2 separate regions of the Homo sapiens genome follow, and region 1 is linked to region 2. A link is an interaction called in ENCODE POLR2A ChIA-PET data of the cell type or tissue named here. Cell type or tissue: HepG2. All regions are shown on one strand. Links, peaks and the distances in the headings refer to the core of each region. The heading gives the core; the rest is flanking DNA. Region 1 overlaps LOC124905198 (a long non-coding RNA gene). Region 2 has its middle 5.5 kb from the start of GJB1.

The links. Peaks named below come from ENCODE experiments on the same cell type or tissue, not always from the same donor. Only the 100,000 strongest peaks of a DNase experiment are listed, where the experiment ranks them.
Region 1: POLR2A ChIA-PET joins it to region 2 with 14 read pairs; 6 of 35 experiments call an interaction of 5 or more read pairs at or near these places.

What each region holds. Positions count from the first base shown.
Region 1 is chrX:71,350,090-71,355,464 of GRCh38, forward strand. It overlaps LOC124905198 (a long non-coding RNA gene), which reads left to right. Exons shown (of 3, transcript XR_007068263.1): 2 at 37-154. It also overlaps the pseudogene RHOG2P. Among named protein-coding and RNA genes, the nearest start is that of TAF1, 14 kb to the right of the region's middle. In HepG2, for the core only: no CTCF peak of the experiment used is centred there; a DNase peak (open chromatin) is centred at 3,092.
Region 2 is chrX:71,226,061-71,231,435 of GRCh38, forward strand. No RefSeq gene overlaps it. Among named protein-coding and RNA genes, the nearest start is that of GJB1, 5.5 kb to the left of the region's middle. In HepG2, for the core only: a CTCF peak has its summit at 1,515 (motif pointing right); DNase peaks (open chromatin) are centred at 1,851 and 2,221.

The DNA.
Region 1 (5,375 bases), core at 74-5,073, 120 kb after region 2:
TGAAAGCCACGTTTCTTCTTTTTCTTTTTGAGACAGGGTCTCCATCTGTCATCCAGGCTGGAGTCCAATGGTGTGATCATAGCTCACTGCAGCCTCGATCTCCCAGGCTCAAGCAATCCTCCCACCTCAGCATCCCAAGTAGCTGGGACTACAGGTACGTGCCACCACGCCTGGCTAATTTTTTTTTATTTTTAGTGAGACAAAGTCTCACTATATTGCCCAGGCTGGCCTCAAACTTCTGAGCTCAAGGAATCCTCCCACCTCAGCCTCCCAAAATGCTGGGATTACAGGCATGAGCCACACACCCGGCTCACTTTTCTTTATTCTGACCAAAATGAGGTGTTGTGTTTGTTTTTGCCTATGATATGGGCCTAATGTAGACCTTAGCTAATGAGACAACAGAATGGGGGATGTCTCTATTTCCCCAAATCCTCAAGGTGAGAAATAAATTGATTCTCAATTTTTTTTCTGTAACCAAATATATATGATTATTTAATGCCCTTTCCTCTGTGCTCTGACACTTAAAGAAGTCACTGCTATAAGAATTAGGTCTGAAATTAGGGCAGTAGTTAAGAACCTACAGAAAGTAGAGTACTTCGGGACCTAAATTGAGGGCAAGGCATTGATGGGGTATTAATATGGGGGTATAAATATAGGAACTCATAATAAACAAGCTTCTTGGAGATCATCTCTGCCATATCATTTACTGTGAAATACTGATTCATGAAGAAATGGATGAGTATGGTGGCATTAAGACCTGTAGTTTTACTCACATAAGGTTGAAGGGGATGAGACTCCTGGTTTATCTAGCATTGTAACCATATTACAGAATTTTTGCCTTCTCCAGTAGTAGAATAGTAGAATTATTAAGAAGACATAGTAGCTTCTAACACTTAATGAGTACTGGCTATGTGAGAGAGACTAATAAGTACTACGCATGCCTTCTTTCATTTAACCCTCAGGTTAAAAATTTTCTCTGGCTGGGTGCGGTGGCTCATGCCTGTGATCCCAGCACTTTGAGAGGCAGAGGCGGGTGGATCACTTGAGGCTAGGAGTTCAAGACCAGCCTGGTCAACATGGTGAAACCCTGTCTCTACTAAAAATGCAAAAATTAGCTGGGCGTGGTGGCACATGCCTATAATTCCAGCTACTCGGGAGGCTGAGGCACAAAAATCGTTTGAACCCAGGAGGCAGAGGCTGCAGTAAGCTGAGATGCACCCCTGCACTCTAGCCCGGGTGACAGAGCAAGACTCTGCCAAAAAAAAAAAAAAAAAAAAAAAAAAAACGACAAAACTTTCCCAAGTTCACAAAGATTAGAGGGAGAACTGGGTTTTGCCTCCTGACTTCAGAGCCCAGACTCTTAACCATTTCTTTTTTCTTTCTTTCTTTTTTTTTGAGACAAGAGTCTTGCTCTGTCACCCAGGCTGGAATGCAATGGTGTGACCTTGGCTCAATGCAACCTCTGCCTCCTGGGCTCAAGCAATTCTCCTGCCTCAGCCTCCTGAGTAGCTGGAATTACAGGTATGTGCCACCGCGTATGGCTAATTTTTGTATTTTTAGTAGAGATGGGGTTTTGCCATGTTGGCCAGGCCGGCCTCGAACTCCTGACCTCAGGTGATCTGCCCGCCTCCGCCTCCTAAAGTGCTGGGAATACAGGCGTGAGCCACCGCGCCTAGCCCTCTTAACCATTTCTCTAGCTGAGTGTGACTTGTCTGCCTTTCTCTCCAGTATTGTGATGTCTCTGTTTTTCAGGAATGGAGGTTCCTCTGCTGGCTCTATAGCCAGAGACCCAAAGTGACAGCCATGTTTCTTGATTCAACCCTGGAAACCTTCTATGATAATTTTTAAAAATTACTAACCATTTATTGAGCACCTACAATATTTTAGTACCTTTGATACAGTAGATCCAGACCTTATGATAACGGTGTAACACAAATACCTATGTGGATGAATGGTTTTTAATCTTTTTGAGCTCACCCAAAGATTAAAAAGCCTTCTGTGAGATACTGGTGACAGCTCTGGACCTTCTTTCCAGAAAAATTCACTTATGCACATATACATAGTATTGTACACAACTTCAGAAGAGGCTTCTAGGACCTACCGAAGCCCATCCTCTAGTAGTCCACAGACTCCAGGGTAAGAACTCTTGACTTATACAACCCTTTGTAGCTGACTCTTGTATGGCATTAAGGGTATAGAGAGTGTGGGGGGCATCTTATCTTCCTCATCTTCTCCTCAGAGAGAAATGTTTAGAATAGCTCCCTACATTAACCAAGCATCTCTGAATATTCTTTCTGTCTCTCTTGTACATAGGACTACAAGGGAAGAATGCAGACAATCAAATGTGTGGTTGTAGGAGATGAGGCTATAGGTAAAACCTGCCTCCTCATCAGTTATACAACAAATGTCTTTCCTGAGGAGTATATCCCCCCACTGTCTTTGACAACTATAGCGTCCAGACATCCGTGGATGGGCAAATCATTAGCCTGAACACGTGGGACACTGCTGGCCAAGAGGAGTATGATGACTGCGAACACTCTCCTAACCCCAGACCAGTATCTTTGTTATTTGTTTTTCCACTGGGAACCCATCCTCTTATGCCAATGTGAGGCATAAGTGGCACCCAGAGGTCTCCCATCATTGCCCCAATGTGCCTGTTCTGCTGGTAGGCACCAAGAGGGACCTGTGGAGTAACCTTGAGACAGTGAAGAAGCTGAAGGAGCAGAGCCTAGTACCCACGACTCCCCAGCAAGGCACTTCCCTGGCTAAGCAGTTGGGGGCTGTGAAGTATCTGGAATATTCGGCCCTGATGCAGGATGGGGTGCATGAGGTATTTTTAGAAGCTGTCCGGGCTGTGCTTTACCCTGCTACAAAGAACACCAAGAAGTACATCCTCTTATAGCTTCTAGGTGCTACTTGGGGACTGCAACTAAGAAGTATAAGGGTGATATTCCTTTGTCAGCAGTTAAAGAGTGCCAGCATGGGCTATTGCAGAAACCCTAGACTGCAGGATATTCAGCTCTTGGAGGAACAAAGACAGACTTGTTTGTACATGGCTGCTTTGAAGTTTGGTCTGACCTTTTGGAGGAAGGTGTGTGTGTGTGTGTGTGTGTGTGTGTGTGTGTGTGTGTGTGTGTGTGTGTGTGTGTGTCTCCCTTGTCAAAGTGGTAAGAGGAGGTGCCACTCAGTGCTGTTCTTTTCTCTCCTGGCCAGGCAATGACTAAGCAGAGCAGCTTAGGACTGTTCATTGTAGACTTTTGCTTGTCTGCTTTTAAATCTAATTGGAGCTTTCCTTGCTATATTTACCACTGAGCAAGTGCCTCATGGAAGGACAAGTTTATCCGGTTTTATTTATTATTATTATTATTGTTATTATTATTTTTTTGAGATGGAGTTTCTTTCTTGTCACCCAGGCTGGAGTGCAATGACGCCATCTCGGCTCACTGCAACCTCCACCTCCCAGGTTCAAGCGATTTTCCTGCCTCAGTCTCCTGAGTAGCTGGGATTACAGGCGCCCGCCACCATGCCCGGCTAATTCTTTTGTATTTTTAGTAGAGACAGGGTTTCACCATGTTGGCCAGGCTGGTCTTGAACTCCTGACCTCAGGTGATCCACCCACCTCAGCCTCCCAAAGTGCTGGGATTACAGGTGTAAGCCACCGTGCCCAGCTTATTTTTACTATTTTTTTGAGAGAGAATCTCACTCTGTCACCCAGGCTGGAGTGCAGTGGCACGATCTTGGCTGACTGCAACCTCCGCCTCCTAAGTTTCAAGCAATTCTCCTGCCTCCTGCCTCAGCCTCCTGAGTATCTGGGACCATAGGCACGCACTACCACACCTGGCTAATTTTTGTATTTTTAGTAGAGACGGAGTCTCACCATGTTGGCCAGGCTGGTCTCAAATTCCTGACCTCAGGTGATCCGCCTGCCTCTGCCTCCCAAAGTGCTGGGATTATAGGTGTGAGCCACCATGCCCGGCCGGTTATCCAGTTTTTAAATCTCATTGCTTTAAACTTTCTCATATATGAATTTTTTTTTTCGGTTATTGAGACAGAGTCTCGCTTTGTCATCCATGGAGGCTGGACTGCAGTGGCAGTGGCATGAACATGGCTCACTGCCATCTTGACCTCCCAGGCTCAAGGGATCCTCTTGCCTCAGCCCCCCAAGTAGCTGGGACCATGAGTGCGTGTCACCATGTCTGGTTAATTTTTGTATTTTTGTAGAGATGGTGTTTCACCATGTTGCCCAGGCTGGTCTTGAACTCCTGAGCTCAAGTGATCCTCCCATCTTGGCCTCCCAAAGTACTGGGATTACAGGTGTGAGCTACCGTGCCTGGCCGACTAATTTTTGAAAACCATATTATGGGCCAGGTGCAGTGGCTCACGCAGGTAATCCCAGCACTTTGGGAGGCCAAGGCAGGCAGATCACGAGGTCAGGAGATCGAGACCATCCTAATACGGTGAAACCCCGTCTCTACTGAAAATACAAAAAAAATTAGCTGGGCGTGGTGGCGGGTGCCTGTAGTCCCAGCTACTCCAGAGGCTGAGGCAGGAGAATGGCGTGAGCCTGGGAGGCGGAGCTTGCAGTGAGCTGAGATAGCGCCACTGCACTCCAGCCTGGGCAACAGAGTGACACTCTGTGTCAAAAAAATAAATAAATAAATAAATAAATAAATAAAACCATATTATGTGTAATTCCTGGGTGTTCCCAGTGTTGACATGTTTCTCCCATTCTTGAGATGAGACATGTTCACAAAAATGGTTTAGGAGCATTTTTTAAAGTTCTGTGAGTTGGTAATAGATGTTCCTTATAAGAGTTCTGTGAGAAGAACAGAACTCTGTTCTTCCTACTGGGGATTAAAAAAAAAAAAAAAGGAAAAAACGGTTCTGTCATCAAATAAGCTCAAGAACCAGCAATTTAAAATAGTGCTGAGCGCGGTTGCTCATGCCTATAATCCCAGCACTTCGAGATGCCAAAGCGTGTGGATGGCTTGAGCTCAGGAGTTTTAGACCAACCTGGGCAACATGGCGAAACTGTCTCTACAAAATATGTGAATATTAGCCAGGTGTGGTGGTGTGCGCCTGTAGTCCCAGCTACTGGAGGGGCTGAGGTGGGAGGATCACTTGATCCCGGGAGGTTGAGGCTGCTGTGAGCTGGGTTTGTACCACTGTACTCCAGCCTGGGTGACAAAGAGAGGCTCTATCTCAAAAATAAACAAATAAATAAATAAAACTGAACAGGTTCTTTAATGGCAAGATTTTATAACTTAATATGATGTATGTAACATTTCTCAAACTTATTTCACCACTGAATTTTTTTGTTGGTCCCATGCAACACCTATTAATATGTTTGGTGACAATATTTCTTTTTTTTTTTT
Region 2 (5,375 bases), core at 7-5,006:
CCTCACAGGGGTTTCCTTAGAGTCACTGCCCCCACAAATAGCCTCTCAGAGTAAAAGTTTCCCCCATGGCAAGTTTGCCTCCTCAGCTTCCTTACCTCCGAACAGGAGAAATTATTTGCCACTCCCTCTCAGAGTATGTGGACTCCATGTAGGAAGTGCTGGATATCAGAAAGGGAGAGAAAATCAGACACAATCTCATGTGAATTGTTCTCCCTTGAGACAGTTTTTCCTCTTTGGAGAGAAAGCATGGAAGTTTTCTTTATTTGAGATTTCTCCTTTAGAAAAAAAAAAAAGGAAGACTGGATGTGGTGGCTCATGCCTGTAGTCCCAGCACTTTGGAAGGCCAAGGGGAGAGAATCACTTGAGCCCATGAGTTTGAGACCAGTCTGAGCAACATAGAGAGACCCCATCTCTACAAAAAAAATAAAATAAAACAATTAGTCAGGTGTGGTGGCATGTGCCTGTAGTCCCAAGCTATTTCGGATGCTGAGGTGGGAGGATAACTCGAGCCCAGGAGGAGGTTGAGGCTGCAGTCAGCTGTGATCACGCCACTGCACTCCAGCCCGGGCCAGAGAGTGAGACCTTGTCAAGAAAGAAACAAAGAAAGAAAAGGAAGGAAGGAAGGAAGGGAGGGAGGGAGAGAGGGAGGGAGGGAGGGAAGGAAATGAGACCTTTAGAGGCCGAAGCAAGAGGATTGCATGAGGCCAGGAGTTCAAGACTAGCCTGGACAGCATAGCAAGATCCTATCTCTATTTTTTTTTTTTTTGAGACGGAGTCTCGCTCTGTCACCCAGGCTGGAGTACAGTGGCGCGATCTCGGCTCACTGCAAGCTCCACCTCCCGGGTTCACGCTGTTCTCCTGCCTCAGCCTCCCGAGTAGCTGGGACAATAGGCGCCCGCCACCACGCCCGGCTAATTTTTTTTTGTATTTTTAGTAGAGACGGGGTTTCACTGTGTTAGCCAGGATGGTCTCAATCTCCTGACCTCGTGATCTGCCCGCCTCGGCCTCCCAAAGAGCTGGGATTACAGGTGTGAGCAACCGCGCCCGGCCTCCCATCTCTATTTTTAAAAAATTGAAAGAAAGAAAGGAGAGAGTAAGTATTCCTTTCCACCACACTTAGTAATCCCTGAGAGAGAGCTTCCTCTCCCTTAAAAGAGGAACATTCCTTTCCTACAAGAAATTTCCTTTCCCCTTAGAAACTGACATTATGTTCCATCAGAGGAGAGGTCCCCACCCCCTCACGGTGAGAGAGATTCCTTTTCTTATCGAAATCCATCCTTTTCACCCACAACAATACAACAAACACATCCCCTCTCCATACAACATGCCATCAGGAGAAAGATTTTCTTTTTAAAATTCCATCCTGGTCCTGGTCGGAAGCAGGGAACCTCATGCCCTCTCCACATTGAGAAATGCTAACCCCCACCATCACATCAGAAATGTAGTTTCTCTTCAAAGATTCTACCAATCCCCCTTGGAAAGAGGCTCCAACTCTATATCAAGGCTTTCCTCTCCAGGGGGCAGTGGTGGGACAATAAAGCTATCAGGCTGGGTGTTACAGCCCAAGTGGGGGACACAGGATTCTTGGGTCCCATGAACCAGGTAGGAACAGGCCCAAGGAACCTTGAGGGGAGCTGGTGGACACAATGTCTCAGGGAGGTAGGAGGCAGAGTTAGACTGACTCCAAGACTGACTTTTCAAATCAGGCTCTGTCACAAGAGTATAAGAGAGAGACACAGAGGCAAATGAGGCATGCTCTCTGCCACGCAGTAGAAATTCAATGTGCTGAGTGACCTGGGTTATGAAGAGGACACTGGAATTAGGAGACCTCGTTCTCCACTGATGAGCTCTGTCCCCTTGGACACGTGATATTTACCCTCTCCAGGTCTGTTTCCTCATCTCCAATAGAGAGTTAATAATAACCTCTCTACCTCTTTCACAGAACTTTTTTGAGAATCAGACAAGATGTGTTCAAAAGCTGGTTATGAACTAACGGTAAAGTAAGGTAAGATAGTATCATAAGCACTGAGACCATGGCCTTACGACATGCTAGAATTCTCAATGAGCCAGAAAGGAGTGAGGCTGGTTCAGGTAGGCTGAAGCTAGTTAAAACAATTTGGCAATAATAGTGTTGGCTCCCCCAGGGAGTGGACACCAGTCCAAACAGCAAAGTCCAAGAGAGGTTGCAAACCTGAGCATGATTCATTTAAGGGTCAATATTCAAGGGGTCTGATCAGGGGGCAGAAAAGGCATAGTAACAGGAAGCTCTTGCATGCTGTATCTCATGGAACTGGTCCTTTTAGGAATGTCTATGATCTTTTAGAGGTGTCTATGCACAGAGATGCCAGGAGCTGGGGGGCAAAGGAACAGAGGCAGATGAACTAGGAGAGTAATCAAGGCCTCCAGCCAGCTGAGTTGGGGTTTGAAAGCAAGCTGTGGTATCCATAGAGAATTGGCATGGCAACCACAAACTGGTTCAGATGTTCAATCAGATAGCCTGGGTGCACACAGTGGGGGCTAGAGGGGAATGCTTGCTCCATTTACTGATTCCAAAGTACTTAAATGCCAGACCTGGCCTATGGTGCAGAAGGGGCTACACAATCGTACCAAGCTAAGCTCCTGTTGATTCCTGGAGTAGGCCAGGGAGAATGTACAGGGTCAAATGGAAAATGGATTGGGACATTCCAGCAAGGGGCAAATAAAACAGACAAAAAATACCCTACAGATATGACAGGAATTGGCTGGGCACAGTGGCTGTTGCCTGTAATCCCAGCAATTTGGGAAGCCAAAGCAGGCAGATCACTTGAAGCCAGGAGTTCGAGACCATCCTGGCCAACATGGTGAAACACTGTCTCTACTAAAAATACAAAAATTAGCCAGGCGTGGTGGCACATGCCCATAGTCCCAGCTACTCAGGAGGCTGAGGTGGGAGAATTGCTTGAATCCGGGAGGTGGAGGTTGCAGTGAGCCGAGATCGCGCCACTGCACTCCAGCCTGAGTGACAGAGTGAGTGAGACTCCATCACAAAAAAAAAAAAAAAAAAAAAAAAAAGCCAGGCACGGTGGCTCACGCCTGTAATCCCAGCACTTTGGGAGGCCGAGGCAGGTGGATCACTTGAGGTCAGGAGTTTGAGACCAGCCTGGCCAACATGGTGAAACCCCGTCTCTACCAAAAATACAAAAATTAGCCCCGTGTGGTGGCGCACGCCTGTAATCTCAGCTACTTGGGAGGCTGAGGCATAAGAATCGCTTGAACCTGGGAGGCAGAGGTTGCAATGAGCCGAGATCATGCCACTGCACTCCAGCCTGGGTGACAGAGCGACTCTGTCTCAAAAAAAAAAAAAAGGTATGACGGGGGTGATACCTTCAAACTTGTGTGTTTGGAAGGTCAGCCAGCAGCTGCATGGAGACTGGATTGGGGATTGAAGACTGAGACAGATTGACCAGGTACTGCCAGGTGCAGTGGCACACCTGTGGTCCCACCTACTTGGGAGGCTGAGGTGGAAGGATTCCTTGAACCCAAGACTTTGAGACCAGTCTGGTCAACATAGTGAGACCCTGTCTCTAAAAAAAAAGACCAGTTATGGAGCTGTTGCAATAGCCCAAGTGGCGCCTGTAGGACTAGGACAGTGGCAGAGGAATATGAAGAGGAGACAGGTGTGAGAGACATTTTGGATGTAGAACCTACAACAGGACTTCATGTCTGAGTTGTGGGGTGTGGAAGAGCCAAAGGTAATTTGAGGTTTCCTTTCCCTCCTTTGACTGGAAAGCTCCTAATCATTCAAAACTCATCTCAAACGTCGTTTCCTCTGTGAAGCCATCAACTCTTCTTTCCCCGCTGATCAAGTCCCTTGGAGAGACTCTCCAATTCAGACCTCCACTCTGAATTCCCACAATATGACTGTGGTGTATGTGATAAGAGCGCTTATCACATTATATGGTGCCAGGTGCGGTGACTCACACTTGTAATCCTAGCTGCTCAAGAAGATGAGGTGGGAGGATTGCTTGGAGACCAGCCTGGACTACACAGTGAGACCCCATCTCTAAAAAATACCACCACCACCACCACCACCACACACACACAAAAAAGAAAAGCACACAGGCCAGGCACAGTGGCTCACGCCTGTAATCCCAGCACTTTGGGAGGCTGAAGCAGGCGGATCTGTTGAGGCCAGGAGTTCAAGACCAGCCTGGTCAATATGGCAAAACCCTGTCTCTATTAAAAATACAAAAATCAGGCAGGCGTGGTGGTGGGCGCCTGTAGTCCCACCTACTCAGGAGGCTGAGGCAGGAGAATCAGTTGAACCTGGGAGGCAGAGGCTGCAGTAAGCCGAGATCGTGCCACTGTACTCCAGCCTGGGTGACAGAGTGAGACTCTGAAAAAAAGGAAGGAAGGAAGGAAGGAGGGAGGGAGGGAGGGAGGGAGGAAGGAAAGAAAGATTAGCTCATAAAATCTGTCTTAAAAAAAGAAAGAGGCCAGGTGCGGTGGCTCACGTCTGTAATCCCAGCACTTTGGGAGGCCTAGGCAGGTGGATCTCTTGAGGCCAGGAATTGGAGACCAGCCTGGCCAACATGGCGAAACCCTGTCTCTATTAAAAATAGAAAAATCAGCTGGGCCTGGTGGCACTCGCCTGTCATCCCAGCTACTTGGGAGGCTGAAGCAGGAGAATTGCTTGAACCCAGGAGGGGGAGGTTGCAGTGAACTGAGATCATGCTATTGTGCTCCAGCCTGGCTGACAGAGCAAGACTCCATCAGAAAGAAAGAAAGAAAGAAAGAGAGGAAGGAAGGAAGGAAGGAAGGAAGGAAGGAAGGAAGGAAGGAAGGAAGGAGAAGGGGAAGGGGAAGGGGAAGGAAGAGGGGGAAGGGGGAAGGGGGGAAGGGAGGGAGGAAAAGAAAGAAACTATTGTGTGGTAATCACTTGCATAAGCTTAACACATAGTAGGTGCTTAGTAGCCTGTGGGATTCAGGGCAGCGGGGAGGAAGACATATGCATGTGCAAAGATTCAGAGTCGTGAGAGAGTAGAATGTGTTCACTGTGACTAGAGCAGAAAATGCATGGGATGGGGAGTGGGGTGGTTGCAGTAGGAGGTGAGACTGGCAAAGCAGGTCGGGGCTGGTCAGTGAAAAGTCTCATAGAAATGCATGCAGGTTTGCACAGGAGTCTGGACTCCAGTATCACGTGTAGAAGCCCTTCTGACATAAAAGTTAAGCCCCTACTAGACTAACAGGCAATTCTGTACTCATGATCATGGATGGACTGTAGAGGTCTTCAGGAGATCCAGATCAGGGCAGACCTTTGCACAAACAGATGTGTTAAAGTTGACAGTGAACTATGGAAGAAAGACCAGAATTATTTGAAAGTGGACTTCAAGGAG